Linked DNA regions of Homo sapiens: region 2 is linked to region 1. A link is an interaction called in ENCODE POLR2A ChIA-PET data of the cell type or tissue named here. Cell type or tissue: HepG2. All regions are shown on one strand. Links, peaks and the distances in the headings refer to the core of each region. The heading gives the core; the rest is flanking DNA. Region 1 holds the start of SULT1A2 (sulfotransferase family 1A member 2). Region 2 holds the start of NUPR1 (nuclear protein 1, transcriptional regulator).

The links. ChIA-PET counts read pairs that join two places held together with the same protein. Peaks named below come from ENCODE experiments on the same cell type or tissue, not always from the same donor. Only the 100,000 strongest peaks of a DNase experiment are listed, where the experiment ranks them.
Region 2: POLR2A ChIA-PET joins it to region 1 with 11 read pairs; 5 of 35 experiments call an interaction of 5 or more read pairs at or near these places.

The regions. Positions count from the first base shown.
Region 1 is chr16:28,593,091-28,601,410 of GRCh38, forward strand. It overlaps SULT1A2 (sulfotransferase family 1A member 2), which reads right to left and starts at 3,960. Exons shown (of 8, transcript NM_001054.4): 1 at 3,907-3,960; 2 at 2,693-2,844; 3 at 2,460-2,585; 4 at 2,277-2,374; 5 at 352-478; 6 at 162-256. The coding sequence starts at 2,840. RefSeq lists enhancers at 3,898-4,192, 5,826-6,360, 6,361-6,894, 7,728-8,242. In HepG2, for the core only: a CTCF peak has its summit at 5,096 (motif pointing right); DNase peaks (open chromatin) are centred at 3,391, 3,961, 4,431 and 5,031; H3K4me3 peaks cover 1,941 bases.
Region 2 is chr16:28,535,434-28,543,753 of GRCh38, forward strand. NUPR1 (nuclear protein 1, transcriptional regulator) reads right to left here and starts at 3,541. Exons shown (of 3, transcript NM_012385.3): 1 at 3,363-3,541; 2 at 2,573-2,722; 3 at 1-2,236. The coding sequence starts at 3,474. The coding sequence ends at 2,586. RefSeq lists an enhancer at 2,335-3,534. In HepG2, for the core only: a CTCF peak has its summit at 5,761; DNase peaks (open chromatin) are centred at 1,791, 3,658 and 5,728; H3K4me3 peaks cover 3,446 bases.

The DNA of each region.
Region 1 (8,320 bases), core at 57-8,056:
CACATGGGGCTGCAGTGGGGCCTGGGCCAGGGAGTCAAGATGGGGAATCCGGGCCTGCTGGAGGGGCCGCCCAGGGAGGGTGGCTGGGTGGCCTTGGCAGGTCCCTGTGAAGTGCCTGCCCCCAGGTGTCACGTGGAGGGAAGCATCAAAGGCGGTCTCACCTCCTTCATGTCTTCATAGAAGAGGTAGAGAACAGGGTGGGTGCGGCTCAGCTCCCACCACTCTTGCACGTGCTGGTACCAGGACCCATAGGACACTGGAGAAGCGGGCAGGGAGTGCCGACACAGGGTTGCTGTGCGTTGTAGCCACCACCCCTTAGCTCCACACCTTCCTTCCTCCCATCAAGCCCACCTTCTCCAGCCATGAACTTCTCCAGGAAGCTTTCCCAGGTCCCAGGGTGAGGGTACACTTTGGCCATGTGGTAGAAGTGGTAGTAGGAAACCGCCACATCCTTTGCGTTGCGGGCAACATAGACCACCTGCAGGGGCAGAAGACTCAACCCCAGCACCATCACCACACAGCCTGCCCCAGGCCAGCTCATCTCTTGGTTTGGCAAAGGAGGAAGCTGAGGCTTAGAGGCTGACTTGTTTGAGATCTCACGGCACAGGTAGGGCCAAGTCAGGATCTGAACCCTGCTCAAAAGCCAAAGTCCTGCCTGGTCCCTGAGACCATCATATTCTATAGTAATATAATCTGCATCAATGCGTCACACCCCGATCTGGAGCAAGGCATGCTCCACCAGGCATGTTCCCACCACCACCAAATTTTGTGGGCCTGTGAGGACCCACCCTCTACCTTTCTTAGGTCTACCCGGAAGAGTCTCATGTTTTTGGTCATCAGAGCAAAAGGCAGACAGTCCCCCCCGTGGAAGATGAGACAAGTCTGGAGGAAGTGAGGCGACTCTCCCAGAAGAACAGGACCAAAGCTGGGCTGAGCCGGGGCCTCCTTCCCTGGATTCACATGCCCCACACCTGGACCTTTGCTTTTTTCTTTTTGTTGTGGTTTTTTTTTTTTTTTGGGGGGGGGGACTCTAGGTCTCAAAAAAAAGAGAAAAGAGAAAAAAGACCTTGGGCTTTCTTTTTTCCTGTTGCCCAGGTTGGAGTGCACTGGAGTGAGAATAGCTCACTGCAACGTTGACCTCCCAGGCTCAAGCAATCCTCCAACCTTAGACTTTTGAGTAGCTGGGACTATAGCGCTATGCCACCATGCCCTGCTGATTATTTGCATCTTTTATAGAGATGGAGTCTCCCCATGTTTCCTGGGCTGGTCTGGAACTCCTGAGCTCAAGCGGTCCACCCATCTTGGCCTCCCAAAATGCTGGCATTACAGCGGTGAGCCACCCAGGTGGCAAACCTTTTAAAATATTTATTTGTTTTGTTTGAAACAATGTCTCGTTGTGTCTCCCAGGCTGGAGTGCAGTGGCACAATCTCGGCTCACTGCAACCACCGCCTCCCAGGTGCAAGCTATTCTCCTGCCTCAGCCTCCCGAGTAGCTGGGATTACTGGCGCCTGCCCCAACGCCTGGCTAATTTTTGTATTTTTAGTAGAGACGGGGTTTCTCCATGTTGGCCAGGCTGATCTCAAACTCCTAACCTTGGGTGATCTGCCCACCTCGACCTCCGAAAGTGCTGGTATTACAGGCGTGAGCCACAACAGGCCCAGCCCCCTGCCACCTGCCGCTTTTTTTTTTTTTTTTTTTTTTTTTTTGAGACAGAGTTTTGCTCTTGTTTCCCAGGCTGCAGTGCAATGGTGAGGTCTCGGCTGACTACAACCTCTGCCTCCCAGCTTCAAGCAATTCTCCTGCTTCAGCCTCCCAAGTAGCTGGGATTACAGATGCCTGCCACCATGCCCGGCTAATTTTTTTGTATTTTTAGTAGAGATGGGGTTTTGCCATGTTGGCCAGGCTGATCTCAAACTCCTAGTCTCAGGTGATCCACCTGCCTCAGCCTCTTCAAGTGCTGGAATTACAGGTGTGAGCCACCGCACTGGTGGGACACTCTTTCTATTCATCGTTTTTTGAGACAGTGTTTCTCTGTCACCCAGCCTGGAGTGCACTGGTGTGATCATAGCTCACTGTAGCCTTAAACTCCTAGGCTCAGATGATCCTCCCACCTCAGCCTCCTGAGTAGCTGGTATTACAGGCACACACCACTATGCACAGCTAAGTTTTTTTTTTGGAAGAGACTTATCTGGAACTTCTGGCTTCAAGGGATCTTCCCACCTCAGCCTCCCAAAGTACTGAGATTGCGGGTGTGAACCACTGTGCCCAGTCTCACCTTGACCTTCTGATCCAACAGAGTCTGGGGGAGCAGAGCCAGGGGCAGGTGTGTCTTCAGGAGTCGTGGGGCTGGTGTGTTTTTCAGAGTCTCCATCCCTGAGCAGTGGGTCAGGGAAGGTCTGGTGAGCTGAAGCCCCAGCCCTGTCTTCCTCCACTCCCCTTGCACCCAGGACACACACACCTGAGGGAATCCCTGGGACTTTGAACTCAAGGAAGGGCACCCGCATGAAGATGGGAGCTCGGTGACACTTTTCCAGGTCACCGCCCTGGTAGATCATGTCCAGAATCTGGCTCACCCAGGTGGTGCCTGGAGAGGGAGGGAGATGGGAGGTGAGCAGGCTGAGGTGAGCATGACCTCGCTGGCCAAGGTGGGGACTGCCACCTGGGAGAGGGTGGGTGGCCCTCCTCACCTACCGGACTTGGGGTAGGTGCTGATGAGCAGGTCATCAGGCCGGGCCTGGAAGCTCTGCAGGGGCCCCAGTGCCTCTGCAAAGTACTTGATGAGCGGGACCCCCTTCACGTACTCCAGTGGCGGGCGAGAGATGTCCTGGATCAGCTCCATGTTCCTGCGTCAGGGGCCAGAGCCAGGCCCGTTCCCTTACCACCATCACAACAGCAAGAAAGTGGAATTCTTGCTTTCAGGGAAGTCACTGAGGCCTAGGGAGGCTGAGTGACTTGCCCGCACTCACAAGGCCAGTCAGTGGCGGGGCTGGGGCTGAAAACCAGGTCGGGCTCTAATGTGGTGGTTCCCCAGCCTGGCCTCACCTTTCATTCACCTGCGGAGCTGTTCAAAATCCCAGGGCCTGGGCCATGGTGCAGACCAGTGAAAGCACCCTCGTGGCGCGGGGCCCAGATGTCAGGGTGTGTGAAGGTCTCCAGGAGAGTCCAGCTGCACTGAGGAACCTCTAGGACCTTCCTGTGCTGTCTTCCTGCCAGCCAGCGCCCTTTGTCTCACCATTTCCTGCTGGGACCCCCAGCCTCCACCCAGTAGGCTCCTCTCCCCGATGTTCCCCTCCTTGAGCCCCTCGGCCCCTCACATGTGGCAACTCCTAGGCTGGCCAGGCCTGTGATCCACTTGCCCGGCCACAGTCCATCTGGGCTCCAGGACAAACAGCCCATTGAGCAACTGAGCTGGTATTGGGGGCCAGAGCCTGATGTGGGAATGAGCAAAACTGTGATGACTCAGCAAAAGGAGGATCCTGGGCAGGGTGGCTCCCACCTGTAATCCCAGACCCTAGGGAGGCTGAGGCCAGAATTTGGAGACCAATCTGGGCAGCATTGGAAGACCCCATCTCTAAAAATCTTTTAAAAATATTTTTTAAAACTATCCAGGCAGGATGGTGAGGGTCTGTAGTCCTAGCTACTGAGGCAGGAGAATCACTTGAGCCCAGGAATTCAAGGCTGCAGTGGCCAGGATCCCACAGCACTCCAGCCTCGGTGACAGCAAGACCTGGCCTCCCCGGAAAAAAAAAAAAGGAAGGGAGGGGGATTCAGGCCGGCCGGGGTTGTCTGAAATGGGATATCCATGGGGAGAGGGCAGGGATAGCAGAGGCCTCGGCTTCTGGAATGTTGGAGCCACAAGCTGAGCAGGGTGAGGGCGTCCTGGGCCATTCCGGTGTGTCACTCACCTGAGCTCTTGGGAACCTGGCCTTGTGCCCTCCTCGCCCGCAGTGGCTGAGTGTGGGTGTTGTGTGGGGAATGCAGGGGTGTTGTCTGTGCTGAGGGTTTCTTAGGTCAGTGTGGGAGGGATCTGGAGCCGGGGCTGGACTTAGATTTGCTTCCGGAAGGAAGGGGTAGGGTTGGGGGTGGGGGAGCTTCTCTATTACCCTCCTTAGTTTGCCAGCTGGAGACAAGCTTAAAGTGATCTCCAAAGCCACGACTGGGTTTGGTGTGTAGAAAACAGAAGAATGAAAGGGGAAAGGGCCCAATGGTGGGTTTGTTTTTGTGGGTTTTTTTTTTTGAGCTGTCACTGGGCTCCTGACCTGCCCCTGAACTCCAAAAGACAAGCTTTCTCTAATTGACCCAGGCAAGAGAGGGGAGGGATTGGAGGAGAAAGATGGGATAGGCAGGCCCTGGAAAGGTCACCTACCTGCTGGCTCCAGGCCAGTCTTGAAGGTGCCAGGGGTCCTGGCCCAGTGCAACCCACAGGCCTCCAGCAGCCCATGCACTCCAGGCTCTGACCACAAGGCCAGTCTGGAGTGATGCGTGTGGGCAGAGTGAAGGGGCAGGGGTGGAGCAGAGCATGGATCCATAGAACAAGAAAGAACAAGGACACTGCAGTCCCATTGCCCTGGGAGCCAGCCCCAGCTTCATGGCTCCCTGGGGACCTCACAGAACATCGATAGAAGATCCTAGAAGAACCACAGCCCCTGGCAGGTACTTTTCTTTCCATGGGTTTGAAGGAGGCTCCACAGACAGAGGCCAGAGGAGGTTGAGGCTTGGAAGCCACAGGGCCCCGTGGAAGGAGTGCATCCCCCCACCCTCCTCGTTCTTTGTCCTCACTATTTAAAGTCCAGGGTCAAGCTGGGCACGAGACAGGTAAACAACCATCTGAGTAAAGGTGAGTCTCCCAAGCCTTCCCAGGGTTGCGTGAGCTCAGAGGCAAGCGGGGAAAACTGAGGCATGGGATTTCCAGGCAGAGGAGAGGCTGCTCCCCTGCTAGGGCCACAGGCCCCTCCTCCCTCCTCTGTGCCCCTGAGGAATCCCCATGACTGGCAGGTCCTCCGGCTACTAGCTCCACCCCTGCCCTCAGCAACCTTCAGGAGGCCCTCTTGACTGAGACTTTGTATTGCACTCTAGTGAAAACCAGCCGGACCAGCAGGGGGTGGCACAGAAAAGAGGCGAGAATGTGAGATTAATAGAGTGCTAGCAAGACAACAGAAAATCCCAGGCAGCAGTTTCACATGACCAGAAGAAGGAAACTTGAAATAGCTGCATGTGCCAAGGGCCAATAAGTCCCTGAAAAATAGGATGAGGACCAAGCTGGCTGCGACCAACCAGAAGCAACATGGCGCTGTATTTGATGTAGGTTTCACCTAGGATCTCACTGTACAATCAGTAACATATGAAACCGTACACCCACCAGTGCCAAGACGGCTCCAGGAACACCTGTATTTGGGTGTAAATTGTGGCACCACGGTCTTGAGAAATCTTTACCTTTTCCTGGAATCTTCATGAATATACCCCTCTTTAGTTGAAGAAGCCCATAAAGGTCAGCCCCACACCTTGTAGGGCATGAGACACTCTCTTGAGGACCCCCACGTTCCTCTTCTTCAGTGAGTCCCTTTACTCTGCAGGAAATCTGCCTACGTTCATGACTTTTGCACTTGTCCTTAAATTGTTTCTGGCTAAGGTGCCAAGAGCCTGGAGAAGGCCTGGCACGGTGGCTCACTCCTGTAATCCCAGCACTTTGGGAGGCCGAGGCAGGCAGACCACCTGAAGTCGGGAGTTTGAGACCAGCCTGACCAACATGGAGAAACCTTGTCTCTACTAAAAATAGAAAATTAGTCAAGCCTGGTGGCACACGCCTGTAATCCCAGCTACTTGGGAGGCTGAGGCAGGAGAATCGCTTGAACCCGGGAGGCGGAGGTTGCGGTGAGCCAAGATCACGCCATTGCACTCCAGCCTGGGCAACAAGAGTGAAACTCGGTCTCAAAAAAACAAAACAAAACAAAAAAAAGCGTGGAAACGGGCTGAGGTCGATGTCCCACCGGTCTTTGATGACCTCCCCTAGGCCACCAGTATCTGGAGGGGATTAGGGACACTGAGCTCCAGCAGGGCTATCCAGTGTGCCTGCAGAAACAAGGTTGGTCACAGGCAGCCCAGGACAGGGAGTGGGGTAGGGAGGCTGGGGCCAAAGCCCACTCACGTCTTCTAATTCCGAGTCTTCCACTATTTCCCCCGTGCTCATCCATCACAGCCAGATCAGGTCACCCAAAGCAGTGACGCCTCACAGCTACCAAGGCATGGGGCCAGAGAGAGAGACAGAGTCAGGCATCACAAGCCCCCTCCAGGCTCAGCCCTGAATACCAAGATCAGGACACGGCTGCCCCGGCCTGGATTGCACAACTGGGCACCCTCTTCCCAAAGCTGGACCAGGCTGGGGCCGGGGGACTGCACTCAGCTAGGGCATTGGCCCTCTAGGGGCAGAAGCTGCCCTGGTTCTTCCGGAAGGAACTCCTCTCACAGGCAGATCACGTGGGCTCTTAGCCAACAGCCAGGGTTGGGGCAACACAAGGGCCCCGCTTCATCCTGTCCCAGGCAGCAGGCAGGTAAGAGACAAGGAGGGAGAGGCAGCTGGCAGCAACCCCTCTATGCAGCAGGCACTGTTCCGGGCATTACACAGCTCCATCCCGTGAGGCAGAGGTGACTGTTATTTGCATCTTACAGATGAGGAAATGGAGGTGGGGGTTTAAAATCCTTGCCCCTGGGACTAAGCTGGTGCAGGTCCTGGGAGCATCAGCAGTGATTGATTGAGTCACAGCCTCACCACTGCAGCCAGACCTGAACTTCCTCACAGCTCAGCAACACCCAGCAGGTCACTGAATGTCCCCAGGGCAAGTCCTCTACTCACTCACTATTAGCGGGTGCTCAGTAGAAGGCACCCGTTTTCCATTATTTTATTAACTATTTCTTGGCTATCGTCTCTGTGCAGGACTTTGTTCTACAGCAGTGACAAGAGCTGCCCTCGGGCAATGTAGTGCAAAGGTTGGGGTGGGAGAGACTAACGAGAGTCATAAAGCACCTAGCCGGTGAGATAGTAAGTATTCAGGTAAAGAAGCAGACGGGGAAGTACACAAGAGGTGCAATTTTATTTTATATTTTTAGAGACAGTTTCTTGCTCTTTTGCCCAGGCTATAGTGCAGTGGAGCGATCAGAGCTCACTGCAGCCTCCAACTCCTGGGACCAAGCGATCCTCCCACCTCAGCCTCCCCCCGTAGCTGGGACTACAGGCATATGCCACCATGCCCGGCTTCTCAGAGCTGCAATTTTAAATCGGGAGATAGAGAAGACCTCCCTGTGGAGGTGGCAGGTTATCAAGATAGGTGTAGAGAAGAACCTTCCAGTCAAAGGGAAAAGGCAGGTCCTGCTGTGCTCAGGAATGGCCAGAAATACTATCATCCCCATCTTAGAGACGGGGACAGGGCCGCAAAAGTGTCAGGGCGTTTCCTGGCTCCTCAACAAACAGCTGGATCCGAAGTGGTCTGGGGGATGAGCCGCCCTGCCTGGGGCGGACCTCCCCTGGAGCTCAAGGGCTCGCAGGGCGCACAGGCCTCTTGGGCCCCGGGTCCGGCTCAGGCTCGGGCTTGGTGCCAGCAAAGGGACCTGCGCGGTGCCCTGGGGCCGGGGAGGCCCGAAGGCCATCGCCCGTGCGGCGCGGCGCATAGAGGTCCCGGCGGAGGTCGGGGTGCAGCGGGAGTAGGAGGCGCGCCTATGGAGGGGGTTCCAGGCCCACTCCAACAGCGGCAGGATACGGAGGAGTTAGGGCGGCTCCAGGCAGGGGGGCGGACCCCAAGCCCTTGCCCGCCTGCCGCCGCCTGGTCTCCTTCCTTACCCGAAGGGTTGCCACGGCGGGCGGGAAGCCGTGCACGACGAGCACTTTCTCCCTGGGGAGGAGAACGGGGGTGTCCCTGTGAGCCCTGCCGCGCCCAACCGCGGGTCCCCTCCAATTCCACCCGAGAGCGGGGTCCTCACTGCCGGCTTCAGCCTAGCCCCAGGCCCTGCCCCTAAATGAAGTCACGCCCCCTGAACCTGCCCACCTCAGGCCGCGCCTCCAGCCCAGGTACCCACCTGTCCCCCCTCCTCTCCCTCCTGCGCTCCATCCGACCCCAGCATGCCCACCAAGACCCCTACGCTGGCCCGCATCCTGGATCATCACCTCCGCCCCAGCCAGCTCCTCCCCGGAGTTCCACCGCCAAGATTCCCAGGGCACTGTCTCCCCGTCATGCTCCTCCTCTGTGACAGTCCCGTCCCCACCCTGGACTCCCCACCCATGTCACAGGCATGCCCCTCCCTCTCATCAGGCTTGTGCCCAGCGGGGTC
Region 2 (8,320 bases), core at 138-8,137, 58 kb before region 1:
TGATCCGCCTGCCTTGGCCTCCCAAAGTGCTGGGATTACAGGTGTGAGCCACTGTGCCGGGGCTCGCTCTTTTCTTTCTTTCTTTCTTTCTTTCTTTCTTTCTTTCTTTCCTTCTTTCTTTCTTTCTTTCCTTCCTTCCTTTCTTTCTTTCTTTCTTTCTTTCTTTCTTTCTTTCTTTCTTTCTTTCTTCTCTTTCTCTCTCTTTCTTCTTTTTCTCTCCTTTCTCTCTTTCTTTTCTTTCTTCCTTCCTTTCTTTTCCTTCCTTCCTTCTTTTTCTCTTTCTTTCTTTCTTTCTTTTTCAATACATGGTTTCACTCTATTGCTCAGGCTGCAGTGCAGTGGCACCATCATGGCTTACTGTAGCCTCCAACTGGGTTCAAGGGATCCTCCAACTTCAGCCTCTGAGCAACTAGGACTACAGGCATGAGCCACCATGCTTTGCTAATTTTTAAATTTTTGTAGAGACAGGGCCTTGGTATGTTGCCTAGGCTGGTCTCGAACTCCTGGCCTCAAGCGATCCTCCCTCCTTGGCCTCCCAAAGGCTGGAAGGCTGAGGTGGGCAGATCATTTGAGGCCAGGAGTTTGAGACCAGCCTGGCCAACATGATGAAACCCCATCTCTACTAAAAATACAAAAATTGGCCAGGCGTGGTGGCTGACGCCTGTAATCCCAGCACTTTGGGAGGCCAAGGTGGGTGGATCATGAGGTCAAGAGATTGAGACCATCCTGGCCAACATGGTGAAACTCTGTTTCTACTAAAAATACAAAAATTAGCCAGGCATGGTGGCAGGTGCCTGTAGTCCCAGCTACTCAGGAGGCTGAAGCAGGAGAATAGCTTGAACCCAGGAGGCGGAGGTTGCAGTGAGCTGCGATCATGCCACTGCACTCCAGCCTGAGCAACAGAGTGAGACTCTGTATCAAAAAAACAAAAAAACAAAAATTAGCCAGGCGTGGTGGTGCTCACCTGTAATCCCAGCTACTCAGGGGGCGTAGGCACGAGAATTGCTTGAACCCGGGAGGCAGAGGTTGCAGTGAGCCAAGATGGTGCCACTGCACTCTAACCTGAGCAACAGAGTGAGACTCTGTCTCAAAAAAAAAATTGTAGAGATGGGGTCTTACTATGATGCTCAGGCTGGTCTCAAACTCCTAGGCTCAAGTAATCCTCCCACTTCGGCCTCCTAAACTGCTGTGATTACAGGCATGAGCCACTGCTCCCAGACTTTAGTTTTTGTTTGTTTGTTTGTTTTGAGACAGAGTCTCCCTCTGTCACCCAGGCTGGAGTGCAATGGCACGATGTCGGCTCACTGCAACCTCTACCTCCTGGGTTCAAGCGATTCTACTGCCTCAGCCTCCTGAGCAGCTGGGATTACAGGCACCTGCCACCATGCTTGGCTAATTTTTGGTATTTTTAGTGGAGATGGGGTTTCACCATGTTGGTCAGGCTGGTCTTGAACTCCTGACTTTGTGATCCACCCACCTCGGCCTCCCAAAGTGCTGGGATTACAGGCGTGAGCCACTGCCCCCGGCCCTGGCTTTTAATATTTTAAATCTCAGTTTTCTCTGACTTTTAGATGGCACTCATAAGTAGCGTTCCCGTCTATGAACAGGACACAATCAACAAAAACAGGTGCTGGGGAGGGCCGTGTTTCATGGGCAGTATCGCAAAAAAGCAGAAGAAATTCCTTTCCACTACGTAGGAGCCCACAGAAATGTATGCACTAAAATATATGCAAGCAAAAGCAAACAAACCAAAAGCTGCATTCACAGCGTAGACCCTGCAAGAGCAGGAACACTCCCTGCCCCAGATACATACACCAAACACAAATACACATCAAAGATGCTCTCTCAGGCTCATGAATGTGCAGGCACAGGCAAGCACACACATGCCCGAACAAAAACACACAAAGAACAAGGATGAACACACACCCAAGCTGTGGCTGCCGTGCGTGTCTATTTATTGTTGCTGCCACCCTGGAGGAGCCCCAGTTTCTTCTGTAGCTTTCTTTTCTGGGGGATCTTCCTGGCTCTGCCCCTCCATTCCCAGCCTCTCACTCCCCATCTTGCACTTTTGCTAGGGTTGGAGGCGCTTTCCTGGTAGCCCCTCAGAGACTCAGTCAGCGGGAATAAGTCCTAGGGGTGGGGGGTGTGGCAAGCCGGCCTGGATCCTGTCCTGGGTCCTCCTTCCTCCGCAGTCCCGTCTCTATTGCTGGGTGTAGTGTCCATGGTCTGGCCTCATCTGGGGGGTGAGGAAAAGCAGGTGGTAAAAGGGACAGAGATCTGGGTTCTAATTCTGCCTCTCCCACTCACTTGATTTGTGACTCCAGGGAAGGACCCACCCTCTCTATCCTCAATTTCTGTCTCTGTAAGTCAAATTTCCCTTCAATTGGAAAGGTTCTGTGTTCCCACTTTGCTCTGGCCACTAGGAAACTCACAATCAAACATATGTCTCGTTTTATTCTGCATCAAGACAACAGTTGCCTGATCCCTCCTCCCCACCCAATCACACACCTTCCGGCCTGTCCTTCATGGCAGAAGCACCACCTTGAGCTCTCTGGGCCCCCCGACTCCTTACCTCCAGCTCTGTCTCAGCGCCGTGCCCCTCGCTTCTTCCTCTCTGAATTCTGCAGCTTGGTCACCAGTTTCCTCTCGTGCCCGCCAGGGCTGGGGCGGTTGGTGTTGGCAGCAGCTTCTCTCTTGGTGCGACCTTTCCGGCCTCCACCTCCTGTAACCAAGGCAGGAGTCAGAGGTGAAGTGGGCATAGGCATGATGAGAGGCCCTGTCAGAGGAGAGGCAGGGGTTCAGGGTTGTGGGGATGGGAAGAGCAGGGAGAAGCCTGCTGCTTCCCCTCTGTGGAATGTGGGACCCCAGATGTGTGTGAGGTCCCAGGCTGAGTAACATAGCACTCCTGGGATAAGGGATTAGACAGGGGTGACGTGAGGGTCCAAGGAACAGGTTGGCTAGAAAAGGGTGAGTGGGCTGGGCAGGGTGGCTCACTCCTGTAATCTCAGCACTTTGGGAGGCCAAGGCAGGAGAATTGCTTGAGCCCAGGAATTTGGGATCAGCCTGGGAAACATAGTGAGACCCCATCTCACCACTGCAGGTGGTGTACACCTGAAGTTCCAGCCACTCAGGAGGCTGAAGCAGGAGGATCACTTGAGCCCAGGAGTTCGAGGCTGCGGTGAGTTGTTTGAGTTGTTGTGATCACACTACTGCACTCCAGCCTGGGTGACAGAGTGACTCTCTCAAAAAAAAAGAAAGAAAGAAACGAAGAGGAAAGGAAAGGAAATGAGAGGAAACAAGAGGGGTGGGTCCTGATTTCGGGAGAGGAGGAAGGACCGTGGAGATGGCTGAGTGGGCCTTACCGAGGTAGGAATGGGCCAGGCTATAGAGGTCAGATTCATCCAGGCTGGAGTCCTCGTCCTCCGGGCCTGGGGGCTGCTGGGGGGCGCTGGTTGCTGGTGGGAAGGTGGCCATCGTGCCTGGCTTGTCTTCCCTGCCTCTCTTCTTCTCCTAACGCTTTGTCTGTCTCTGCTTTCCTGGCCCCGGGCCTCTCCACTCCCTCAGCTTATAAGGCTGTGTCTCCTCCTCAGACCACAGTCTGGCTCCAGCCCATCAGGCCCTGTCTGATGCAATCTGGCCCCTTCCCAAAATCCAGCCCAGTAAACACAGTCATGAGACGGGAAGAGTCGGTCCCTGAGTCCAGCCCAACTCACCTCCTCCCTCCCAGGCTCACCCAGCTGGATATTTTCCATAGAGGAGGTCCCGCTTCTCGGCAGAAAGCAGGGAAGAGGCAGGATCTGGGCTAAAACACTCGTTGGGATCATGGCCTCACCTGATCGAGGGCTTCACCTGGGCCTGGGATGACGGCCACACAGCTAACCCCGGCACCCCAATTCTCGCTGAGATGCAGGACGTGAGGAAGGAGGGGGAAGGGATATCAGCACACTTGTGCCAGGGACAAGTCAGTGGCTTCCACCCAGTCACACTCAACATCTTGCTTGTCTTCTTTTTTTTTTTTGAAATGGAGTCTCTGTCGCCCGGCTGGAGTGCAGTGGTGTGATCTTGGCTCACTGCAACCTGCAACCTCCTCCTCCCAGGTTCAAGCAATTCTCCTGGCTCAGCCTCCCGAATAGCTGGGATTATAGACATCTGCCACCATGCCTGGCTAATTTTTGTATTTTTAGTAGAGATGGGGTTTCACCATGTTGGACAGGCTGATCTTGAACTCCTGACCTCAAGTCATCTGCCTGCCTCGGCCTCCCAAAGTGCTGGGATTACAGGCATGAGCCACACCCTTTTTTTTCTTTTTTCTATGAGAAACATCTTGGAAAACCCCTTAATATCCTGAAACAGGGTCCCCAGTAATGTAATCTCCCTCACCTAGGAGGAGGGTGGCAGAGGGTTGGAGAGTTCAGGGTCTGGAGCCAGTTGCCCTCAGTTCAATCCCCTGACCCACCACTTTCCGTGTGACCTTGGGCGAGTCCCTTCACCTCTCTGTGCCTTGGTTTCCAATTCTGTAAAATAAGGATGATAATAATTGTATCTTCTTCCTAGAGTTGGGGAGAGGATCAAATGAGATAATGTTTGAAAGACACATGCTACAGTGCCCGGTGACAGAGGGAGACCCTGTCTCAAAAACAAATTATAATAAAATAATATGTATTTCAAAATATGGATGTACTGAGGCAGAAGACACAATGAGGCCGAGCGTGGTGGCTTATGCCTGTAGTCCCAGCACTTTGGGAGATCCACAAAGTGGGTGGATCACCTGAGGTCAGGAGTTCAAGACCAGCCTGGCCAACATGGCGAAATCCCATCTCTACTAAAAATACAAAAATTAGCCTGGTGTGGTGGCAAGTGCCTGTAATCCCAGCTACTCAGGAGGCTGAGGCAGGAGAATCGCTTGAACCTGGGAGGGAGAGGTTGTGGTGAGCTGAGATCGAGCCACTGCACTCCAGCCTCAGCAACAGAATGAGACTGTGTCTGAAAACAAAAACAAAAACACAAAAAGCTGAACTTCTGCTTGTGTTTCTCCCTTGCCTGAGCCGGAATTGAATTTAGCCTTTGTTTTCCCAGATTTGGATGATGTATGAGTTCCTTAACACCCAGGAAATGAAAGTGAAGACAGGATACTTGAATGAAAACAGGATTGGGCCAATAATAACAGACCAGGTGATCAGAGAAAGAGGAAAATAATCTTAAATTAAGCAAAGATTGGCCTAGTGCGGTAGCTCATGCCTGTAATTCCAGGGCTCTGGGAGGGTAAGCTGGGAGGATTGCTTGAAGCTGGGAGTTCAAGGCCAGCTTGGGCAATAGAGCAAGACTCCATCCTTTTTTTGTTGGTTTGTTTGTTTTTGTTTTGAGACAGAGTCTCACTCTGTCACCAGGCTGGAGTGCAGTGGTATGATCTCGGCTCACTGCAACCTCCGCCTCCTGGGTTCAAGTGATTCTCCTGCCTCAGCCTCCTGAGTAGCTGGGATTACAGGCTTGTGCCACCACGCCCGGCTAATTTTTATATTTTTAGTAGAGACGGGGTTTCACCACGTTGGCCAGGCTGGTCTCGAACTCCTGACCTCAGGTGATCTGCCCGCCTCGGCCTCCCAAAGTGCTGGGATTACAGGCGTGAGCCACCTGGCCAGTATCTTTTTTATTTGTTTGCTTTACCATTATTTGTCCCCACTGGCATGCAACCGTTGGTTTAGTTTAGTTAATGGTTAAAGGAGTAGGCTCTGGAACAGGGCTTCTCAGGTCTAAAGCTTGGTTCTGCCCCCTAGTTAGCTGTGTGCTCTTAGACAAGCTTAGTCTGCATGTTTGTTTACTCGTCTATACAGTGGGATTAATGGCACCTAGGCTGGATAAGGTGAGGCACACCTGCAATCCCACTGTTTTGAAAGGCTGAGGTGGAAGGATCACTTGAGGTCAGGAGTTTGAGGCTGCGGTGAGCTATGATCGTGCCACTGCACTCGAAAAAGAAAAAGAAAAGAAGGTTGGGGCCGGGCACGGTAGCTCACACCTGTAATCCCAGCACTTTGGGAGGCCGAGGTGGGTGGATCACGAGATCAGGAGTTCGAGACCAGCCTAGCTAAAATGGTGAAACCCCGTCTCTACTAAAAATACAAAAATTACCTAGGCGTGGTGGTGTGTGCCTGTAATCCCAGCTACTCAGCAGGCTGAGGCAGTAGAATCGCTTGAACCCAGGAGGCAGAGGTTGCGGTGAGCTAAGATCGCGCCACTGCACTCCAGCCTGGACGACAGAGTGAGACCCGGTCTCAAAAAAAAAAAAAAATGCTTAGCGCAGTGCCTAGAAGATAATCAGTGTGCAATAAATGCTTGCTATTTTAATTATCATTATTCTCGGGGCAGGAATCTTGCCTGCCATATTGTATCCTCAATGCCTGGCACTCAGTCTGAGCTCAGTAAATGTCTAGTTGAATACATGAGGCTCTGCTAAGATCAGTGTTGCTTGCTCAGCTTCCACCTGCTCTGCAATGCAGGAACTGAGAGGCGAATTGTAGCCTCACAGGGGACCACAGAAACACTGTGATTGTCCCAGATGGAGCCAGGGAAGGAGGTCTCCCTGGCCTTGATCTTACAGGTGCTGGAAGAAAGAAGCCTATGAGAGAAGGAGGAAGGGCATGGTGGCTCACGCCTGTAATCCCAGCACTTTGGGAGGCCGACGAGGTTGGGTGGGTCACCTGAGGTCAGGAGTTGGAGACCAGCCTGGCCAACATGGTGAAACCCCGTCTCTACTAAAAATACAAAAATTAGCCGGGTGTGGTGGCGGGCACCTGTAGTCCCAGCTGCTGGGGAGGCTGAGGCTGGAGAATGGCATGAACCCGGAAGGCGGAGCTTGCAGTGAGCCCAGATCGCGCCACTGCACTCCAGCCTGGGCGACAGAGCGAGACTCCATCTCAAAAAACAAAACAAAACAAAAAAAAGGGCCAGGCGCGGTAGTTCACGCCTGTAATCCCAGCACTTTGGGAGGCCGAGGCGGGTGGATCACCAGGTCAGGAGTTCAAGACCAGCTTGGCCAACATGGTGAAACTCCGTCTTTACTAAAAATACAAAAATTAGCTGGGCGTGGAGGCATGCACCTGTAATTCAAGATACTCGGGAGGCTGAGGCGGAAGAATCTCTTGAACCCAGGAGGCAGAGGTTGCAGTGAGCCGAGATCACGCCATTGTACTCCAGCCTGCTGGAACCCCTCTAGCATGGATCTGCAGGGCTCTAGACGTGGCTCCATCTAGACGTAGAGGTGTGCTTTTTGTTACAGGAACAGCAGATTTGTATGCCTGCTGCCCTGTCACAGCCCTATTACACTGGACAGCAGGGATGCAGTAGAGAGAGTTTCATGATCACAGGGCACTGTGCAAGGGGATAGGAGGAGACCTGCGAATGCATCTCCCCAGGGAATTCTGGGATGGGGCTTTTAAGGGGATTATGGAGGGTGAGAGGCTAGAAAATTGGGGTCATTGGTCAGAGCAAGGGAAATGAAATCATCATGATGTGAAAAAGACATTTTTGGGGAGTTAGCTCCTGGTGGGGTCCTTCAGGCTGGCGGAGTCAGTCGCTTCACCGGCACGCAGGACCTGAAGGAATTTCTCAAAAGTAACATTTAATGTTTCATAACGTTCAAGTTGCTATCTCTAGTGCAGTTAAGGGGAACTATGATCTTGTAACCAGGTCTACGTGATTCTAGAACAGCAGGCACCAGACAACTAAGAGGAAGCAGATCAGGGGGCAGCTGACCTCATGATCAGCGCTGGGTGTGCTGCAAGCCTGGCTTGTTTCCATTTCTCCTCTCTGTTCTCTGATTAATTGCATGAGGTTTACAGGGATGGTTTCATTTTCCCATCCTCAAGCCTCCAGGTGCATGTAAAATCTGCCACGAGGAAGTTTATTTTCTTCCTGCTTAGAGTTACACCTTCGTGACGTTGCTAGGCACACCTATGACAACCCAGCGCCATCAGCTTGGAGTAAACGCAGAGGGCTGGGAGCTCCCAGGAGGGCACCTAACCTCTCTGGAGATAGGGAGATGAAGGCACACTTCCTGGAGGAGGTGAAGCTTGTTTTCTAATTCTTTTATTTTTAATTAATTAATTAATTTAATTTTAATTTTCTTTTCTTTTTTCTTTTTTTCTCTTTTTTTTGAGACAGAGTCTTGCTCTGTCACCCAGGCTGGAGTGCAGTGGCACGATCTCGGCTCACTGCAACCTCCGTGTCCCGGGTTCAAGCGATTCTCCTGTCTCAGTCTCCTGAGTAGCTGGAATCACAGGCATGCACCACTACACCCAGCTAATTTTTGTATTTTTAGTAGAGA